Linked DNA regions of Homo sapiens: region 2 is linked to region 1. A link is a loop called in an ENCODE intact Hi-C map of the cell type or tissue named here. Cell type or tissue: heart right ventricle. All regions are shown on one strand.

Evidence for each region. Peaks named below come from ENCODE experiments on the same cell type or tissue, not always from the same donor. Only the 100,000 strongest peaks of a DNase experiment are listed, where the experiment ranks them.
Region 2: it touches region 1 in a loop (22-fold over the local background); 27 of 110 quality-filtered maps call a loop at or near these places.

What each region holds. Positions count from the first base shown.
Region 1 is chr5:56,261,723-56,266,722 of GRCh38, forward strand. No RefSeq gene overlaps it. Among named protein-coding and RNA genes, the nearest start is that of ANKRD55, 31 kb to the left of the region's middle. In heart right ventricle, a CTCF peak has its summit at 2,872; no DNase peak of the experiment used is centred here.
Region 2 is chr5:57,135,452-57,140,451 of GRCh38, forward strand. No RefSeq gene overlaps it. Among named protein-coding and RNA genes, the nearest start is that of GPBP1, 36 kb to the right of the region's middle. In heart right ventricle, a CTCF peak has its summit at 2,839 (motif pointing left); a DNase peak (open chromatin) is centred at 2,810; H3K27me3 peaks cover 249 bases.

The DNA.
Region 1 (5,000 bases):
TCTACAACCTGTGTTCTAGTCAGTGCTAGACTTATCTGCAAAAGTGTCGGCAGAGAAAATGAGGTGAGGGTCTCTGAGAGACTGGCATTGAAAACTGGCTCTAGGGTTCTATGGGAAGAGAGGAGGGATGGCTGGGAGGCGAACTAATTTCCCAAGGCTAGAGCCTGTCTTAACGTCTCCTTTGGGGGAACCCAAGTTCTACCAAAGTTTAAAGTGGCAGAGTTTGAAGACAATACAGGCCCCAGGCCCATAGTCTGTGGATGAAACCGTAAATCTATCCCTCATCAGAGGGAGGCAGAAAGATGCTTCAAGCATGTAAACCCTGCCACTCAAGAGGTAGCGTCTAAGTGGGAGAAGAAGAAACATCATCATATGTTGGTCTAGAACAGAGATTCTCAAGTGTTTGGGTCTCAAGACTCCTTCACTCTCTTACAAGTGATAGAGGACCATAAGGAACTTTGGTATATGTGAGTTATATCAACCTATAGTTACTATACTTGAAATAAAACCCGGAGGACTTAAAAAAGTTTATTAATTTTAAAAACTCCAATAATAAACCCAATACCAATGAACATAAATACCACATATTTATGAAAATGACTTATTTTCTGAGACAAAAAATTATCAAAATGACACTGATGTATGTCTCTATAAAATGTTTGCCAATCTCTTTGATATCTGGCAAATCTCTCTTTGAGAAATGCTTTCTATCAGAAGACAGCTGGATTCTCATATCTGTTTCTGCACTAGTCTGTTTGATATCACATATCATGTAGCCTCTGGAGAGCACTAATGCACACTTGAGAGGACGAGATGAAAAAGGCGATTGATGCCTCAGTGTTATCATGAAAACTAGTTTTGACCTGAAAGAGGCTTAAAGTTTCCAAACCACACTTTAAGAATACCCGGTCAAGAATTTTCTGGTGAAACTTATTTATTTACTGTTCTTTTAAAAACAAGGGGTTTTTAATATCCATGAAAAGATAACTATTGATTCTTATTTGGCAGTAGAGAAAGTCTTAATGGTTAAAAAATTTGTAGTTTAGTGAAAATCATTTCTGGGGAAATATATTTGCTTCCATATTTTTTCCTGCAGCTTTCAATCTTGCTGGTAAGTACACTTCTACTTAGATGCTCTTTGCTTTGTGACAGAGAAACTCATATTTCTGATTTTTTCTTTAACTGAGGTTTTTCATTCCTGTGATCTCAGGCCTGCCGTGAGCCAAGGGACTTTGGCTGGGGCTGGGGATGGGATGAGAGGGTGGGAAGGTTAAGAGCTGGATCTGCCGTTTGCTGAGTGTGTGACCTTCACCGATTTACTTAGTGAATCCAGAAAGAAGCTTTTTATTGGAAGTAGCCAAAACAAACAAACAAACAAACAAAACAAAACAGAAAAACCCAGCCTGAAAGCCTTAAACAAGAAGAACAATGTATTTTCTCATATATTATGAAGGCTGAGGTAGAATTTCATTAGAGTTGGTTGATTCAATGGCCCGATAAGGGAGAACTCAGGTTCTTGCCATCTTTCTACTCTGCCATCTTCAACATACCAGTAGTATCTTTAGCTACTCTTCTTGGTACCCTGAGTCACGTCTGGACACAACATCTGATGGAAGAAACAGGAACTTTTCTTCCCATATGTCTCTTTATTATCTAGTAATCCTTTCCAAAAGCCTCCCCCCTTCCACTAGCAGACCTCATCTCATGAATTATTGAACAAAACTAGGTCACTTGTTCCTACCTAAGCCAAACCCCAGCTATTGAAAGTGGGTTTCTGTGATGGGCCTCCCTAATTTGTATGCATGCCAGAGCTGCTTGGGGAGGGGTGGACATTTGAAAAAAATTTGAGATTGGTCAATGAGGAGGGAGCGTATTGGGTAGAAAACCGCTCATGTCTGCTACACTTAAGTTTGCTGAGCCTCATTTTCCTTATCTGCAACATGGAGTAAGAATAGTATCTGCTATAAGGCACATGATGCTAGCTATTATTTCAGTTGTCATTATTATTAAGCTCCTGGATAGTATCATGAGAAGCAGTTGATTAAGGAGAATTGCTCCAAAACTTGCTTTTTGAAATCTTTGAGTACCACATACATATATGTAGGAATGGATGGCAAATCTCACCAAAGTTTATACAGTCAAATTGGTAGAATAGCCTCTCTTCTATAGATCTCCTCCTCTATTGATAATATCTCCGATCACATATTGATAATACCTTTTATTTTTTGACTTCATGTCTTGGATGAGTTGAAGCTGGATTGGTCGTGGCTTATATAAGTCCGAGAAAGGGATTCGGGACAAAGTTTTGTTTTGCTTTTGTCACAAAAACATTCTAGATTACACATATATGAGCTGAGCTGACTGCAGGGTGCTCAATGCAGAGAAAGTTCGTATTATTTAAATAAATGATTTTATACTCATTTATTTTTTGACTGTGCCATGTACTACAGTAGGTCCTTTACATATACATGTTTTTCTAATCCTACCAACAAAAATGTATTGGTGCGTTCTTCTCATTCATTCAACATATATTTGATTGCCAGTAATCTCATTTTACAGACAATAAAATGGAGGTTTACAGAGGTTGACGCACATGGTTACAGTGATATAGCTGGTAAGTGGCCACGTTGGGATTTGTGCTTAGGTCAGCCTGACTTCACTCCATGCAAAGTCTTCATGCCTTCGTTTCCTGAGAGCTTCCTCAGTGTTCAATTTCACCAGGCTTCACCATTAAGAATGGAGGTGGGCGGGATCAGTGACAGGGTGTTGGCTCACACTGAGGGGTGAAGCCAGATCCCAGGATGGTCTGTTGTTAGATGGCCCCCTCTGGTCACCGTACTTCCCTGGAATTTGGGTTTGTTCCTCTTGGCTCCTGCAGGTGGCAGGTTTGTACCAGTCAGTGCTTGCCTTCTCCTTGCCAAGAGACTAAAGTGGGGAGAATGACTTTGTTGGCAAACTGTAGACATCAGATGCATCACTTTCTGGACTCATTCTGTAGGATGGGCAGCTGGCTCTTTTCAGCTACCCTCATGCAAGAAGATGGAATAAACTGCATTTGAATTGGAATTTTACTTATGAAACGTGCCCTCAAATATTTAATACACACTTATCCCAATGACAAATGTTGACGCACTTAGGGAATGTATTGGCACCTATAGCTAACACATCTATTATGTTTATCTGTACAATCGCCATAAGCTTCCTAATGTGGTGGGTATGAATTATTTATGTAGCATAGTGCTTGGTGCTTGTGACTTCTCAGTTGATGTTTGTAGAAAGCATTAGTGAATAACTTGGAGTAAGATGATCTGGGTTTCAGCTTTTAGTTGGTTATTTCCTATTTGGGAAGCTTTTAGTAAGTCAGATGTTCTCTGAATCTCAGTTTCCTCATCTGTAACATCAATCATGATGATAATTCCTAAGCTCACTTTTTATGGGAATGAAAGGCATATGGAAAGGACTTGGTATAGTACTTGTCAGAGATGGTTATTATTTTTAGGTGACCACACCAAAGTTGTAAAATATGTTAGTGTTTGATACCTCCTTGTTGGGATTATAATATAAAATGTCTGGGGCTAGAATTTAGCCAGATCCCACTGGTGACACCTCATCTCTGGTTGGAATTTCCTGCCCTCTTCTCAAAGTACATACCTTTGTCACTTCACATGGATAATTGTTGAAGTAATTTACTTATTGTTTGTCCTGGCTTCAATGTTGCCTTCTTCATCTCCAATTTCATTCATTCATTCATTCATTCATTCTTTTTTTTTTTTTTCCAAGACAGAATCTCTCTCTGTTGCCCAGGCTGGAGTGCAGTGGCATGATCTCGGCTCACTGCAACCTCTGCCTCCTGGGTTCAAGTGATTCTCCTGCCTCAGCCTCCCTAGTAGCTGGGACCACAGGTGCCACCGCCACGCCTGTTGAGTTTTTGTATTTTTAGTAGAAAGCCATGTTGGCCAGGCTTGTCTCGAGCTCCTGGCCTTAAGTGATCCTCCTGCCTCTGTGTCCCAAAGTGCTGGGATTACAGGCGTGAGCCACCACACCCGGCCCTTTCTTTCTCTTTTTAAATATAATTTTGTCATCTTTCTTCTAGACAATAGATTATCCCTTTAAAACATTTTTCTTGTAAGACATTTACTTTTGTTAAATGGTGAAAAGTTAACAGTTTCTTATCTAGATTTATAAAGATTTTTTAAAAATTTCAACTTTTATTTTAGATACAGGGGTACATATGCAGGTTTATTACATAAATGGACTGCACCCAGGTCATGAGCATAGTACCCAATAGGTAGTTTTTCACCTCATTCCCTCCCACCCTCTCCCATCTAGTAGTCTGCAGTGTCTGTTGTTCCCATGTTTATGTCTATGTATGTTCAATATTTAGCTCCCACTTTTAAGTGAGAACATGCAGCATTTGGTTTTCTGTTCCTGCATTAACTCACTTAGGATTATGGCCTCCAGCTCCATCCATGTTGCTGCAAAGGACATGATTCATTCTTGTTTATGTCTGTGGAATATTCCATGGTGTATATGTTCTACATTTTCTTTATTCAGTCCATCATTTATTGGCACCTAAGTCAATTCCATGGCTTTGCTATTGTGAGTAGCATGGCAATGAACATATGAGTGCATGTGTCTTTTTGGTATAATAATTTATTTTCCTTTGGGCATATACCCAATAATGGGATTTCTGGGTCGAATGGTAGCTCTGTTTTAAATTCTCTGAGAAGTCGCCAAACTGCTTTCCACAGTGGCTGATCTAATTTACATTCCCACCAACAGTGTATAGGTATTCCGTTTTCTCTGCAGCCTTGCCAGCATCTGTTTTTTTTTTTTTTTTTACTTTTTAGTAATGGTCATTCTGAATGGCGTGAGATAGTGTCTCATGGTGGTTTTGATTTCCATTTCTCTGATGATTAGTGATGATGAACTTTTTTTTTTTTTTGAGATGGAGTCTCGCTTTGTTGCTCAAGCTGGAATGCAGTGACGCGATCTTAGCT
Region 2 (5,000 bases), 870 kb after region 1:
GAAGCTCCACATCCCTCCCAGTTTGTCTTCTCTCTGAGGTCCCTGTTAAATTTCTCTCACTCTATCTGCCTGTGCAAAAATGAGATAAAAATGAAATTTTCAACCATAATGTCCATCAAAGGAGGGTAGAGCCTGGTAAATAAAAGCCTTTTTGTTCTACTGAACATTTGGATGTGTTTGGATATGCAAAACGGGGGCCAGATCTTAGCCTGGAAGTAGACAGCAGTGAGAACTGCTGTGTTCTGTGTAAAGAATAAGAATTTGCATTTGGGGGCTGCAGTTCAGGAAGGAGAGGGTACTGAAATGATACAAGACCCAGGAGAGAAGAGAAACAATCTAGCCAGGGTGTTACTAAATACCTATATGAGTCAGAAGCCAATAGAAAAATTCCCTGGGGCCGGGTACGGTGGCTCACGCCTGTAATCCCAGTACTTTAGGAGGCCGAGGCGGGCGGATCACGAGGTCAGGAGATGGAGACCATCCTGGCTAACACGGTGAAACCCCATCTCTACTAAAAAATACAAAAAATTAGCCAGGCGAGGTGGCGGGTGCCTGTAGTCCCAGCTACTCGGGAGGCTGAGGCAGGAGAATGGCGTGAACCTGTGAGATTCCGCCACTGCACTCCAGCCTGGGTGACAGAGCGAGACTCCGTCTCGAAAAAAAAAAAAAAAAAAAAAGAAAAGAAAAGAAAAAGAAAAATTCCTTGGAAAAGAACTTTTAAGAAGTATCTAGTATTTGGCTGGGAGCGGTGGCTCATGCCTGTAATCCCAGAACTTTGGGAGGCCGAGGCAGGCAGATCACCTGAGATCAGGAGTTCAAGACCAGCCTGGCCAACATGGGGAAACCCTACAGACTAAAAATACAAAAATTAACTGGGCGTGGTGGTACGCGCCTGTAGTTGCAGCTACTCAGGAAGCTGAGGCAGGAGAATCGCTTGAAGTCGGGAGGCAGAAGTTGCAGTGAGCTGAGATCGCACCACCGCATTCCAGCCTGGGTGACAGGACAAGACTCTGTCTCAAAAAAAAAAGAAGTATCTAGTATTCAAGTGGAAGGGTTCATGTTGTTGAGCTGTGAATACCCATACCTCATTCATTTTCACTCCCAAAATTTTCATCAAAGTCTGATAAAAAACAAAAATGTACTGGGTGCAGTGGCTCACACCTGTTAAATCCCCAAACTTTGGGAGGCTGAGGTGGGAGGATCACTTGAGGCCAGGAGTTGAAGACCAGCTTGGGCAACATGATGAGACCTTGTCTCTAGAAAAAAAAATGTTAAAAAATTAGCTGAGCATGATGGCATGTGTCTGTGGTAGCAGCTACTTGGGAGGCTGAGGTGGGAGGATCAATTGAGCCTAAGAAGTTGAGGCTGCAGTGAGCCATGATCTTGCCACTGCACTCCAGCCTGGGCAACAGAGCAAGAACCTGTCTCAAAAAACAAAAGCAAAAATACCTCATGTTGGCTGGGCAAAGCGGCTCATGCCTGTAATCTCAGCACTTTGGGAGGCTGAGGTGGTTGGATCACATGAGGTCAGGAGTTTGAGACCAGCCTGATCAATATGGTGAAACCCCGTCTCTACTAAAAATACAAAAATTTGTGGTGATGTGCGCCTGTAGTCCCAGCTACTCAGTAGGCTGAGACAGGATAATTGCTTGAATCTGGGAGGCAGAGGTTGCAGTGAGCAGAGATTGTGCTATTTGCACTTCTAGCCTGAGCGACACAGCAAGACTCCGTCTAAAAAAAAAAAAACAAACTTCATGTTAACAGATAATAACATCTGTGGAGGTGGGTGTGGGGTGGGAGGTGAGCAGTGGAGTGAGTAGTGGTATTATAAGTATGTATCAATTGAAACAGGTAATGAAATTAACCAATGGATCCGCATGGTGCAGAATGGAACAGCTGTGTCAGAAATAAGGTGACAATCTATTAACTGACCCTGCTTAGTGGAAGCCAGAAGCAGAGAAAGTCAAGGAGAAGGAGGAGGAGGAAGAAAAATGAAGAGGTGAAAATAGCTAATACTTACAAGGCATGCCAGGATTTGTTCTAAATGCTTTGTTTATACATATAAAGGTGACCATGAGAACGTCATACCTTCCCCAACATCTACCTCCTCCCTCCCAGAGAGTCACAGAAATCTTAGGGAGGGCTTTGGACTTCTCATAGTGAGTAACTAGCATTCAAGCCAATCTTGTCTAGATCTCGTAGGTAGGAGACTTCAGATAACACCTGGGTAGCATTTAAGCTTTAGCTCTTACTTCCAAGAATGCTCCAAGGGAGGTTTAAGTCATAATACAATGTTACATCACAGCTTCCTTCTAGCTTCTAGTCCTGAAAGTGCCCTCAAACTCATCATTAGAGCATACCTTTATTGTATTTTCAAGTGTATCATAACTATTGTGTATATTTAAATAGGCAAAAGTTCCTTTTGTGGACCTTGATTATAAATACATACACACACTTTTTTTCTATTTCCTTTTTTTTTTTTTTTTTTTTGTGATGGAGTCTCACTCTGTCGCCCAGGCTGGAGTGCAGTGGCACGATCTCGGCTCACTGCAACTTCCGCCTCCGCGGTTCAAGCGATTCTCCTCCCGAGTAGCTGGGACTACAGGCGCGCCACCCGGCCCGGCTATTTTTGTTTTTTTAGTAGAGGCAAGGTTTCACCATATTGGCCAGGATGGTCTCGATCTGTTGACCTCGTGATCCGCCCGAGGCAGATCCCAAAAGTGCTGGGATTACAGGCTTGAGCCACTGTCCCGGCCCAGAACCCCTTTTAAAGTCACCCTTGAAGGGCTCCTCTGATTCTTTCCTCAATGGTTAAGGCAGCTCTTGGCTGCCCTCTTCTGGGATCAGGTCTCCAAGCCACCCATTCCTGTTGACCAGCAACCCTTTTAGGTCCCATCTTGCCTGTGAGCTAGGACTGGTGGGACCATCACAGCTGTACAGCTTGACTTTCTTCTTCTACTGCTGCTATAGGATCTGAGCAGTGCTATTTTACCTATAAATACAACCTATTGGGCTCAAGCTATCTTCCTGCCTCAGCCTCCCAAGTAGCTGGGACTATACGCATGTGCCAATGTACCCAGCTAATTTTTTTCTTTTCTTCTTCTTTTTTTTTTTTTTTTTTTTTTTTTTGTGTGTGTGTGTGTGTGTAGAGATGGGTTCCACTATGTTAACCCAGGCTGGTCTTGAACTCCTGGTCTCAAGCGATTCTCCCGCCTCAGCTTCCCAAAGTGCTGGGATTACAAGCATGAGCCACCCTGCCCAGCCAGCGTATATATTTTTGTCTTTTAAATGTTTTAGCTATTTTACCAACAAGGAAGATTTTCTTGGGGGAAAAAAAGAAATCCTGAGGCCTCTCAGATAATAAAACCTTAGGCAGATTCAATACAAACAGATAACATTATCTGGCACTGTCTATTAAATTATCTTATCTAAAAATGTCACATGTAGATTGTATGCCATAACCACTAATAAATACCTCGAAGTGTTTTTTAAAAAATAATAATTGCTCACATCATTCTGAGATGGCTAATTTTTATCTTTTATAATTTTTAAAAATATTTTTTTTTCTGGCCAGGTGCAGTGGCTCAGACCTGTAATCCCAGCACTTTGGAAGGCTGAGGCAGGAAGATTGCTTGAGTCTGGGAGTTCAAGACCAGCCTGAGCAACATAGCAAGACCCTGTCTCTATAAAAAATTAAAAAATAAAAAAAATTAGCCAGGTGTGGTGACACATGCCTGTAGTCCCAGCTACTTGAGAGGCTGAGGTGGGAGGATCACTTGAGTCTGGGAGGTCGAGACTGCAGTGAGGCCTGATCTTGCTACTGCACTCACCCTGGGTGACAGAGGGAGACCGTGTCTCAGAAAAAAAATCTGCATATCTATATATTATTATTACTTTTTTTTGTTTTTGAGACAGAGTCTTGCTCTGTTGCCCAGGCTGGAGTGCAGTGGCACGATCTCAGCTCACTGCAACCTCTGCCTCCTGGGTCAAGCAATTCTCATGCCTCAGTCTCCCATTAGCTGGGATTACAGCCATGCGCCACCACGCCTGGCTAGTTTTTGTATTTTTATTTATTTATTTTTGAGACGGAGTTTTGCTCTTGTCACCCAGGCTGGAGTGCAATGACGTGATCTCGGCTCACTGCAACCTCTGCCTCCGGGGTTCAAGCGATTCTCCTGCCTCAGCCTCCCTAGTAGCTGGGATTACAGTTGCCTGCCACCATGCTCAGCTAATTTTTTGTATTTTTAGTAGAGATGGAGTTTCACCACCATTTTGTCCAGGCTGGTCTTGAACTCCTGACCTCAGGTAATCCACCCGCCTCGGCTTCCCAAAGTGCTGGGATTACAGGCGTGAACCACCTCGCCTGGCCTGACTTCATTTTTGTACAAAGTGAGAGATATTGATCAGGTTTCATTCTTCTGCATATGATATCCAGTTTTCCCAGCACCATTTATTGAAGATTTTTCTGCAATGTATATTCTTGGCATGTTTGTCAAAAGTAAGTTCATTGTAGATGTATGGATTTATTTCTGTATTCTCTATTCTGTTCCACTGATCTATGTGTTTGTTTTTCTGCCAGTATTATGCTGTTTTGGTTACTACAGCTCTGTAGTATGATTTGACATCCAATAATGTGATTTTCCAGTTTTGTTCTTTTTGCTCAAGGTATATTTGGCTATTCTGGGGCTTATGTGGTTCCATATAAATTTTAGGGTTTTTTTTTTTCTATTTCTGTGAAGGATGTCACTGGTATTTTGATAGGAATTACATTGAATCTGTAGATTGCAACAATATTGATTCTTCCAATCCATGAACATAGAATATTGGAATAACAATATTGTTACTTTCAATCCATGAACATGGAATATCTTTCCTTTTTTGTGTGTCCTCTTCAATTTCTTGCATCAGTGTTTTATGGTTTTCATTGCAGAGATTTTTCATTTCTTTGGTTTTGGTTAATTCCTTTTATTTATTTATTTATTTATTTATTTTTGAGAAAG